3 separate regions of the Homo sapiens genome follow, and regions 2 and 3 are each linked to region 1. The links are chromatin contacts, found by Hi-C or POLR2A ChIA-PET in ENCODE. All regions are on one chromosome and are shown on one strand. Each heading gives the region's core, a stretch centred on a gene start or an enhancer-like site at or near the end of the contact. The rest is flanking DNA. Distances are from core to core; before and after follow the strand shown. Region 1 holds the start of DDX5 (DEAD-box helicase 5). Region 2 overlaps SCN4A (sodium voltage-gated channel alpha subunit 4). Region 3 overlaps LOC100507002 (a long non-coding RNA gene).

Region 1 (3,273 bases), core at 1-2,500:
ACTTAGGTCATGTAAACAGCCTGGGATTTATCATGTCGGAAGCCGGGGATTTATCATGTCGGAAACTTGTCACCCACATGCCAGAATTTGGGATTCTGGCACACACCACTTCTTGTGGTTACTGTAATCTTCCCCACCAGCCTAGCAATTCACTATCAGCAATAACAAGGCTACATGAACCGAAGAGCATCACGACGATGTTACTCATATGGCCGTTTTGGAACCAAACAGCTTTAGTGGTAAGAACCTAAACAGTACAGTCAGCGATAACAGAACAAGGGTTTTCTCAGAAACACTTCTGCTAGCAAACCCAGCTGGGGGAACGCCGCGGTAGAGCTCCGGATCAACGAATCAAAATTATATAACGCAGGAAAAAAGAAAAGGAGGAGCCGGCGACTACCGGGGGAGGAGTCCCGGCCCGGGCGGAGTCGGCCGGGCGGCGTTCCCGCTGGGGCGGCGCTTCCCCCTTTGTCTCGCATTTCTCTCTGCGCCACATTTTCTCGACGCTGCCATTTTGAGCTCCTCCGCCGGGCGGGGTAACAAAGGCGCCGCCGCCATGTCCGAGGCCGGCATTTTGTACTCGCGACTCAGCCACATGGCTGATGCCGGCCGCCCTCCTACCCCAACAGCACCAGGGCTTTGGAAGTGGTCCCCTCGCTCCCACAGAATGCCCGGCCACCCCAAAAACACCTCCCGAAACGCCGCACCTAACAGATGTTCCTTCGTCTGCCTCGAAGCGTCCCGCTTTCATCCGCACAATACGCTCCCTCTCAACTCCCTCAACAGCTACCAAATGGCAGCCGCCCCGACAGCTCCCCAATCCCCACACAAAAAGCAAGCTTGAAGACACTACACCGTCAAATCTCTTCCAATCACTGTGACGTGAATATCAAAATGGCGCAAGCCTTCGGGAAAGGAAGTCCCAAGATAGCCCGGAAAGGCCAAGTCCAAGCCGCAAAGCCCCCGCCGGCCGCCACCCTGACCCGCCCTCCCATCCCCCCACCCGCCAGGCCTGACAGCTCGGCTCCCAAACTCACCCTCGGTCCCGGCCGCGGTCTCGGTCACTCGAATAACCCGACATGGCGTCAATGGTTGCGGTTGGCGGGGAACGAAGTATATAGAAAAGCGTGCGACAAGTCGCTGGAAATGGCCTCGATGACGGCGAAGCCTTGCGGGGGCGGCAGCGGAGGAAGGACACCGATGACACCAGCCGAAGCTGCACTACTAGAGACCGGTAGAAATGAATGAGGTGCCGGCCGCTTTCCGGCAGCCGCTTTTATAGTCTGGACCGCCTCCTACGCCGCAGGGAACGCTGGGAGCCGCTCTATGACCTAATCGCCCCGCCCCTCGCGCATAGGCCGCAACGCCCGCTGGCGTTCCAGGATCGCCGCGCTTTCACCCCTCCCCGCGCCACTCTCTCAGGTCAGGGCCCACCCACCATTGGAATGCCTCATTCTGCACTCTCTTGACCTCACCTTCTTCTGGTCTTTCCACACCTCAAGCAAGCCACCCCGCCCTTTCCCAAGCCCAGCCCCGCCCACCCTCGCCACTCGGAGATGTTTACGTCTCCAAAGAGCCCTCACGTCTGTAACCAAAAGAGGGGGAAGGCGGGGCCTGGCGTTGTCACGTGGCTGTACCACCCCGGACCACCGAGAGAGCGGTCCGCACTACTTTCCCGTTGACGTCGGCGGAGGGATACAAAACGAAATAGCTCACCGGAAGTGCGCTGCTCGCACCCCGGGACCCGCCCGGGCTGCCGGCTGATGTGGACCGTCCGACCCGCGTGTCTGATAATCCTTTGACGGGTTTTGGTCGGCGGAGAATGGTCTCTAAACTTCCCAAACCGCCCCCGTTTCACGTCCTGTGAAAGGAAGTGCTCCTCTGATGACCAATCAGCGGCGAGAAGCTCTTTTAACGTCCGTCCTTCTTTCACGCCTCCTTCCCCGCGCTTTGGTTCGTGCGTCCGCGCCCCAGTGTCGGGTCTGCGTGGATCGGTCCTTCCAGGACACCGTCGCCTTCCCGGCCGCGTCGGAGTCCGGCGGCGACCTGCCTCTGAAACATGGCAGGCTCGGATGCTGGTGAGTGTCTCCCTGGGGTCCCAGTATGTGTGGACTGAAACCGTCCACCTCCAGGGAGGCCTCGGGCTAGCCCGGACTGGGTCTGGGCTGTCGGCGGGGCTCGTGACCTTCAGACGCCGCGTCGCGCTGGCGGGTTCCCTGGATAGGGTCTCTCAGCTTCACCACCTCTTCGCTTCGAGGCCGTGGAACAGCAGTATGCTGTGGGAGAGAGAGAGGCACTGGGGCGAGGCCGGTAGGACACTTGGGTCCTGGCTGTAAAAAGAGCGGTCAGAAGGGTCGTCCCCGGACTTGTCTTTCTGTGGGGCGTCTAGCCGCTGTCCGTGTGCCCTCCGCCCTTGCACTATGGGCCCTGAGGTCGTACCTGCTTTTGTATTGGTCTTTAAAGGAACAGCATTCTTAAGATTTATTATGCCCCTGCAGAATAGTAGAATATGCCCCTGTAGAATAGTTGTGCTTTTTTCTCTTCAGTGCCCTCTAGAGTCATGGGCTTTGTCTAGCACCGCTTTTGAAGAGCGAATTAATTTGGTTGTCTAGGACGCTTTCATCCTTTTCACAAGGACTGCGTACAAACCAGTTGTCATGGTTTGGCCAGCTGTGAGAAATGGGCGTGGGGAGGGGGATTATGTGCATGGAAAATACACTCTCATTCGTTTCCAGAACGTTACGTGTCCAGAACATAGTGGAGATGTTTGTTTCTAATACCGATTGAAAGTGCTTTCCTACCAATTCCCAGGCATTTCAAGGAACAAGTATTTTAAGCTAAGTTACTTTTGGTACAGAAACCGTTAAACTTTGCAAATCCCAGCAATATCTAGGGGAGAGGAGAATGTGGTACGCAGGAAACGTCAACAGTATTGATAATTCTGAGCTTCATGTACTTCCCATATTTTCTTTCATATAGATCGATATAATAAAAAAGAAAAACTAACAAATGCATTACCGTTGATGTTGTTATTATACCAGTTCTTAACAGCCTAAGTTTAATCACCACTTTTTCCGGCACCAGAGAAACCCTGACTTGCACAAGATAATTGGGTAAACACAAGACCAATACTATTGCAAGTGCGAAGCAGCCTCCATTAATGAGTTTCTGGTAACCTCGGATTATCATTAAACTGTTGTTTATGACATAATATTCCTGTTTACTTGTAAATATGTTTTAACTAAAAACACCCATGTAAGGCTTATATAAGTA
Region 2 (2,700 bases), core at 201-2,700, 560 kb before region 1:
CTGCCAGAGCCCCACTGGGCTAGCATCAAATAAAGACCAGAGAGGTCTAGACACTGCCTGGGGATCCCACAGCATTGGAAGCAGGGTGGGCGGTCCCCTAACCAGGAGTGACACTGGGGTTGGGTACAACGAGAGGACCGGGGTGGGGGGCACCTCCATCCAGGTTCCCGGCAGGGGTGGTGGGTCACACTCACCACCTGCAGGAGGGAGAGGTAGCCCAGACCCACGTTGTCGTAGTTGACCTTGACATTGAGCCAGCGGACCTGGCCTGTGTGCATGAGGCTCTCGCACTCAGACTTGTTGTTGACCTCGGAGATGTCGAACCTCTCAGAGGTGGTGGTGTTGATGCAGTAGTAGAACTTGCCGGCAAACAGGTTGACACCCATGATGCTGAAGATCAGCCAGAAGATGAGGCAGACAAGCAGCACATTCATGATGGAGGGGATGGCGCCTAGGAGGGCGTTCACCACCACCTGGGGGCCAGGGGGTCCATTGCCAGTGCCTCTCCCAGCCTCTGAGAGAGGGCTCCACATCTCTACGCCACCCAGGGGACCAGGCAGAGCTGGGCATTGTCAATTAGGGAGGGCTTCCTAGAGGAGGGCCGACCTGCTGGGCTGTGTGTGTGCAGGTTGGGGGTGGTAAGGGGGAGGGGGAGGGAGCTGCAGGCCTGGTGGTCAAGAGGGCTCTCTGCTTGACTGGAGCCATCAGCCCAGAGTAGGGGTGCTGGGTTTCTCTGGAAGCAGCCTGGTCACAGGTCACCAGGCAGGAGACAAACACTCTTTGCTCAGCCCCCATAGGAAACTCAGCTCACGTGACCCAGCCCCTGCTCATGGGTTTTCAGCCCCAGAGCCCCAGACACAGGCACAGAAAAGAGGGCACCAGGGTCTTTGAAGCAGCAGGAGCTCTGGGACAGAAGCCCCATCCCCACCAGCCCTAGTCACACAGCCCACCTGACCACTGCAGACTGGGCTGGATCTGACACCCCTCTCTTTTTAAGGAGGAGCCATTTCATGACCTCTAGAGTGGGTGGCACAAGCCTGGTGTGCCCAGGGGAGCTCTGTTCCTGGTTGGGGCACTGACCAGCTGCATGGCCACAGGCAGCTTGTTTCCCCTCAACGGGAGGGCTCCCTGGCTCTGGGGGGTCAGAGGGCCCAGCATTCGGCTGGCCTCTTGCAGGGACAGGAAGGGGCCGCTTGGGGGGGCTCGCCATGGCCTCTAGATTTGCAGAAATTTGTCCCGCTGGAGCAGGTCTTGCTCCCAGCAGATCTCTCTTCCTGGGGAAGTCCCATTTTTCTTGCCCCCCCCCCCACCCCGCCGCAACCCTGTGTTTACCTGCCACTTCCGCTCTCCAGGGCCTGAGTGGATCTTCCCCAAACTGACCCCAAGCTCAAGGGCATGGCCCCAACCGTGACGCCAAGCTCATCAGTGGGGGGTGAGGGGAAGGCTCAGAGCCAGGGTGCAGGCACCTTGTTTCAAAGCCCTGGGTGGCTCAGTCTGAGGCTGGGGAGGGCCACCCATAAACCCACTCATAAACCACCCATAAACACCACATAAACCTGCCTTCCTTCCTCCTCTTCCCTGGCCGTGGGGCCCTCCTGGGTGCTTCTGCAGTCTCTGCTCCCCTCAAGTAGTGGCAGAGGTAAGCTAAGGGCGGGCTGGATCGGGGGCTGAGAGTGGGAATGGGGCAGGCAGAAGATGGCCTGCGGGGAGGACAGCTAGGGGAGGTGGGGGCCAGACCTGGCCTCAGGCAGGGCCGTGGGTCCAAGCTCTCTGCTTCCCTCTGGTGGTGGTTGGAGTATAGACATGCACCCTCCACCCTGCAGTGAAGGTGGCCGGTCCCCCATCCCCAGCCCACCCCAGAGGCCCCTTCAGCACCCACCCTCATGCCCTCGAATCGGGACAGTGCCCTCAGGGGACGCAGGGCCCGCAGTGTCCGCAGGGATTTGATGGGTCCCAGCTCCGAGTAGCCCAGCCAGTTGGCCACCAAGCTGATGATGGAGACCTGCAGGGGAGGGGTGAGGGGATCAGTGCGTGCAAGGCCCCCAGCCTCCCCTCAAGCCCAGGCCACGGGGGTCTTCCTGGACTCACAGCTCCTGGTTGTCTCCCTTAGATCCCCTCCCTAGTGGGTGGTCCTGTCCGGTGGGAAGAGCAGCCCTGGGACCTGTCCCAGTACCTGTAGGAGCCTGGCACCACCTCAGTGATGTCATCAACCAACTGGGGATGACTGTGAGTAGGAGGGATGGTACCCGACTCCTTCGGGGAGGCCTGTGAGCCCATCTAAGAGGCTAAGAAAATCCTCCATTCCTGGCCGGGCATGGTGGCTCACACCTGTAATCCCAGCACTTTGGGAGGCCAAGGTAGGAGGATTGCTTGAGCCCAGGAGTTCAAGACCAGCCTGGGCAACATAGCAAGATCCCATCTTAAAAATAAATAAATAAAATGTATGAAGTAAGAAACTCCTCCACTCCTATTGGCAGGGATGGTAAGTAGCCCTCCTGCCTGCTGTCTTCCCCCAAGGCCTCCTTTCCCTGAGGAGAAGGGAAGGCCTCCCAGTCCCTAACCCCTCCCTGGGCAGCTCTGTCTGAGAAGGGCAGCACTGATTGAGGGTCTGACTCTGGGGGTGGCCTCGGGCAGGTCCTGCCCTTCAGGGCGTGGGCTTCCTGAGGTCCCCGCCACACTGACAGCCTCTGGATGTAGCTA
Region 3 (3,461 bases), core at 873-3,372, 600 kb after region 1:
AGGAGAGTTGGGACAAAGGTGGAAGAGGAACATGAACTTGGCTTGGATCTATTGTGTGTCAGCTGTTGGTCAGAGCCAGATGGTGATGTCCAGTAGGCAATTCTGTGTCTGGAGGCAGGGCCTGAAAAACCTGGGAGACACATTAAACTGGTCATTGAGAATGTAATAGAAATGAGGGATGTTTCTGAGGCTGGGTACAGTTAACAAGGCATATTAGACTTGGGCATTTGGACTGTGGCTGGCAGTGCTATAGTTGGGATGTGAGTTGCCAACTAAAAAAAAGAGCACAGTGGTTTGGGGTCACTATTTACATCTCTGCACAGCAAACTCATAATTATGATTGTCTTCCAGGAAGCTTGCTCTGGATTATAGGAAAATTCCAGTCCCTGAAATCTTGTAGAGAGTGACAGCCACTTACTATGAGAAGAAATCGTGACCATGGGGTGGATGGAATATTGAGACTATCACTTTCTGATACTTTCAGTGACTGTCTGGGTACTTTAAAATGTTCAATGTCATACCTCACTTAGCTGGAATCTGAGAGGGGCAACGCTAGGCCTGTGATGGGGTCAGAGAGAGTCCAGTGATGATGCTTTTTTTTTTTTCCCCCGATGGAGTGAAGTGGTGCGATCTTGGCTCACTGCAACCTCCACCCCCGGGTTCAAGCGATTCTCCTGCCTTAGCCTCTGGAGTAGCTGGAATTACAGGTGCCTGCCACCATGCCTGGCTAATTTTTATATTATTAGTAGAGATGGGGTTTTGCCATGTTGGCCAGGCTGACCTCGAACGCCTGACCTCAGGTGATCCACCCGCTTTGGCCTCCCAAAGTGCTACGATTATAGATGTGAGCCACCGTGCCCAGCCCAGTGATGACCCTTTTATGTAGCATTTGTTTGAGGCCTCAGGAAATAGTTGTGGAGAAGTCAGGATTCTGGGAGAACTGGGCAGCTGTGCTCTGGTAAACAGTGGTGGGGTGGGGTGGGGAGGTGATGGTATGGGGAAGGACCGGGGGTCTTCAATGTGTCTCACGAAAGGAGATAGCTCAGAAGGGATGCACGCTGGACAGAAGAAGGGGTAGCCTGGAGAAAGGCCACAGCTGCACCCTTCCTGGGGAGCTTGAAAATCAAGGTGGGTTTTCTCCCGTCGTGAGTGGAGTACAGGCACCTGTCACCTGCCACCTTGCCCACCAAGACCACCTCTCCAAGACCATTCCGGACCCAAGGAGTCAGTCATATTTTTCGTAATTGAGATTTATTACAATTTAAAAAGGAATCCCTTAAGTGAGTTTACAGGGGAAAAGGTTGGAGGAAAATTATTCTGTCCCCTAATGGGAAGACCCCTAAAAATGTTCAAGACACAGACTCCCCTCTTCCCAGAAAATCCCTCCTTTGTGCAGAGACGTCATCGCTGGAAAGCCCCTCTTGATTGTGCTTTTAGAAATAACTCCTGTTAATCTCCTTTGAGGGGTAGTTGCAAATTCCTCAGAGATTGATTTTTTTTTTTAAACACAAAGGGAAAGAAATGGAGTGACTGTCATTTTTATCAGAGAAGTTTAAATGTCTAACTGGCAAAGTAGGTACAACTCCGCCATCCACCGTTAGCTCCCTCTGCCTCACTACTAAGGAGATGGTTATTTTACCCGATGAAGTACCGTATTTATAATCTGAAAAGTTATGACTGAAAGGACGAGGATGCTTTAAGCCCTGTCATCAGAAACTGCATAACAGTGTGTGTGTGTGTGTGTGTGTGTGTGTGTGTGTGTGTGTGTGTGTGCTGGGGAGGACGGGGCTGTTGGCTGCTGCTGAAAAGAATCACTCCAGTAGCCATGGCTCCTCAGTCCCCTGGCCATCCCAGGAAGAGCAGGACCACCTCTCAGCATCCCCCAGTACAGTGTGGGGTTGTGTCTTTGCTCCCCTCTCTGCTGTTGGCCTCATGGCTGACCCAGTGGCCAGAAACACTGCCAAGTCCTGACACTGCAGAAAGCCAAGGATTGTGGCTCCAAATCAAGCTGAAATGAATAGCTTTTGTTCCAAAACAATTCTGTGAGCCAAGAAAGTGTCCATGCAGATAAAGCTTGCAGTCAGTCTTGCACAAGGAGCCCCAGCCGTGTTTTGCACGCTGTCTGAGTGACTGGCGCTGTGCCCGGAATGCTGAGTGGTGAGGCTATCCTCAGAGCCTTCCCTGTGCACCTGATCTTGGCCCATTTCTTGAGATTGTGGTTCAGCTGCAAATGCTTGTTTAGCAACAGAGATTGAAATAGGAAATCCCTTTCCTTAGTGTTGGCATAAGACATTGTTCCATACTCTTTCCCTCCTTGGGAAGATTGGAGCCTCCTAGCTTCAGGAGCAGGCTGCCTGAGAGGGAGGGGGCAATTAGGATTTTTCTGATTCAGCTCTCTTCTGATATATCCAGGTTAGTCTACACCTCCTTCCTGTCTACCTAGCCATATCATGGGTTCCTTCCCAAGTTCACTTCCTCTAGGAAGCATTCATTGACCATCTGTCTTAGTCCATTTTCTGTTGCTATAACAGAATGCTTGACATGGGCTAATTTATAAAGAAAAGAAGCTTATTTGGCTCACGGTTATGGAAGCTGGGAAGACCAAGGGCATGGTGACAGCTTCTGGTAAGGGATTTTTTTTTTTTTTTTTTTGAGACAGAGTCTCGCTCTGTCACCCAGGCTGGAGTGCAGTGGCCTGATTTCAGCTCACTGCAAGCTCCGCCTCCTGGGTTCACGCCATTCTCCTGCCTCAGCCTCCCTAGTAGCTGGGACTACAGGCACCTGCCACCATGCCTGGCTAATTTTTTGTATTTTTAGTAGAGACGGGGATTCACTGTGTTAGCCAGGATGGTCTCAATCTCCTGACCTCGTGATCTGCCCGCCTCAGCCTTCCAAAGTGCTGGGATTACAGGCGTGAACCACCATGCCTGGCCCCTGGTAAGGGATTTCATACTGCATTATAACACAGCAGAAATGGGGAAGGGCAAGTGAGTGCACGCAAAAGACACCTCAGGGCACTAACTCAGTCCCTTGGAAATGATCTCACTCACAAACAGCATTAATCCACTTATGGGGCTCTACCCTTATTACCTAATTCCCTTTTAAAAGGCCCCACCTCTCAATACTGTTACATTAGCAACTAAGTTTCCAACACATGGACTTCTGAGGGACACACTCAAACCTATAGAAGCATCCTGTGATCACAGTCCCTTTTCAGCTCCTGTGCAATTAGGATCTGTATGCTTCACATGAGACACATTTTTATTCTGTGCTGTGTATTGGTCATCTCTCTCTATATACTTTACCACCTCAGCTCCCAGAGGACAAAGATTATGTTGTTTATTTGTAGCAGTCATGCCACTGGATTCATAAAAAGTATTCAATTAAATCTCACTCTTTGCATTAGGTTGTCTAACTGAGTTTTTCTTATGTGTCTTTACTGTCTGGTCCCTAGAAGGCAT

Evidence for each region. A loop is a pair of places that touch in the nucleus more often than their neighbours do. ChIA-PET counts read pairs that join two places held with the same protein, here RNA polymerase II (POLR2A). Pooled maps may share reads with other maps.
Region 2: a loop to region 1 is called in a pooled map, with 4 times the contacts of the local background. The contact joins the enhancer-like site here to the promoter of DDX5 in region 1. A Hi-C loop is called at or near these places in 1 of 168 maps with a recorded cell type or tissue (B cell), 2 of 37 single-sample maps with no recorded cell type and 4 of 50 pooled maps.
Region 3: POLR2A ChIA-PET joins it to region 1 with 11 read pairs in MCF 10A. The contact joins the enhancer-like site here to the promoter of DDX5 in region 1. A Hi-C loop is called at or near these places in 6 of 50 pooled maps. POLR2A ChIA-PET finds 5 or more read pairs at or near these places in 3 of 52 experiments (BJ, MCF 10A and PC-3).

The regions. Positions count from the first base shown.
Region 1 is chr17:64,505,039-64,508,311 of GRCh38, forward strand. DDX5 (DEAD-box helicase 5) reads right to left here and starts at 1,251. Exons shown (of 13, transcript NM_004396.5): 1 at 1,038-1,251. The coding sequence starts at 1,081. It overlaps CEP95 (centrosomal protein 95), which reads left to right and starts at 1,939. Exons shown (of 20, transcript NM_138363.3): 1 at 1,939-2,078. The coding sequence starts at 2,060. RefSeq lists a silencer at 342-411 and enhancers at 502-711, 772-901, 1,602-1,841, 2,042-2,131, 2,113-2,729 and 1 more.
Region 2 is chr17:63,945,166-63,947,865 of GRCh38, forward strand. SCN4A (sodium voltage-gated channel alpha subunit 4) reads right to left here. Exons shown (of 24, transcript NM_000334.4): 18 at 1,880-2,002; 19 at 195-473. Among named protein-coding and RNA genes, the nearest start is that of CD79B, 14 kb to the left of the region's middle. RefSeq lists an insulator at 688-2,700 and an enhancer at 1,323-1,896. Within about 2 kb of position 1,451, at least 7 of the 41 ENCODE cell types and tissues checked have a DNase peak (open chromatin) inside an H3K27ac peak, as active enhancers do; they include B cell, where a contact is called at or near this core.
Region 3 is chr17:65,104,674-65,108,134 of GRCh38, forward strand. The region is part of intron 2 of LOC100507002 (a long non-coding RNA gene); the gene reads left to right. Among named protein-coding and RNA genes, the nearest start is that of RGS9, 31 kb to the right of the region's middle. Within about 2 kb of position 2,123, at least 19 of the 41 ENCODE cell types and tissues checked have a DNase peak (open chromatin) inside an H3K27ac peak, as active enhancers do; they include PC-3, where a contact is called at or near this core.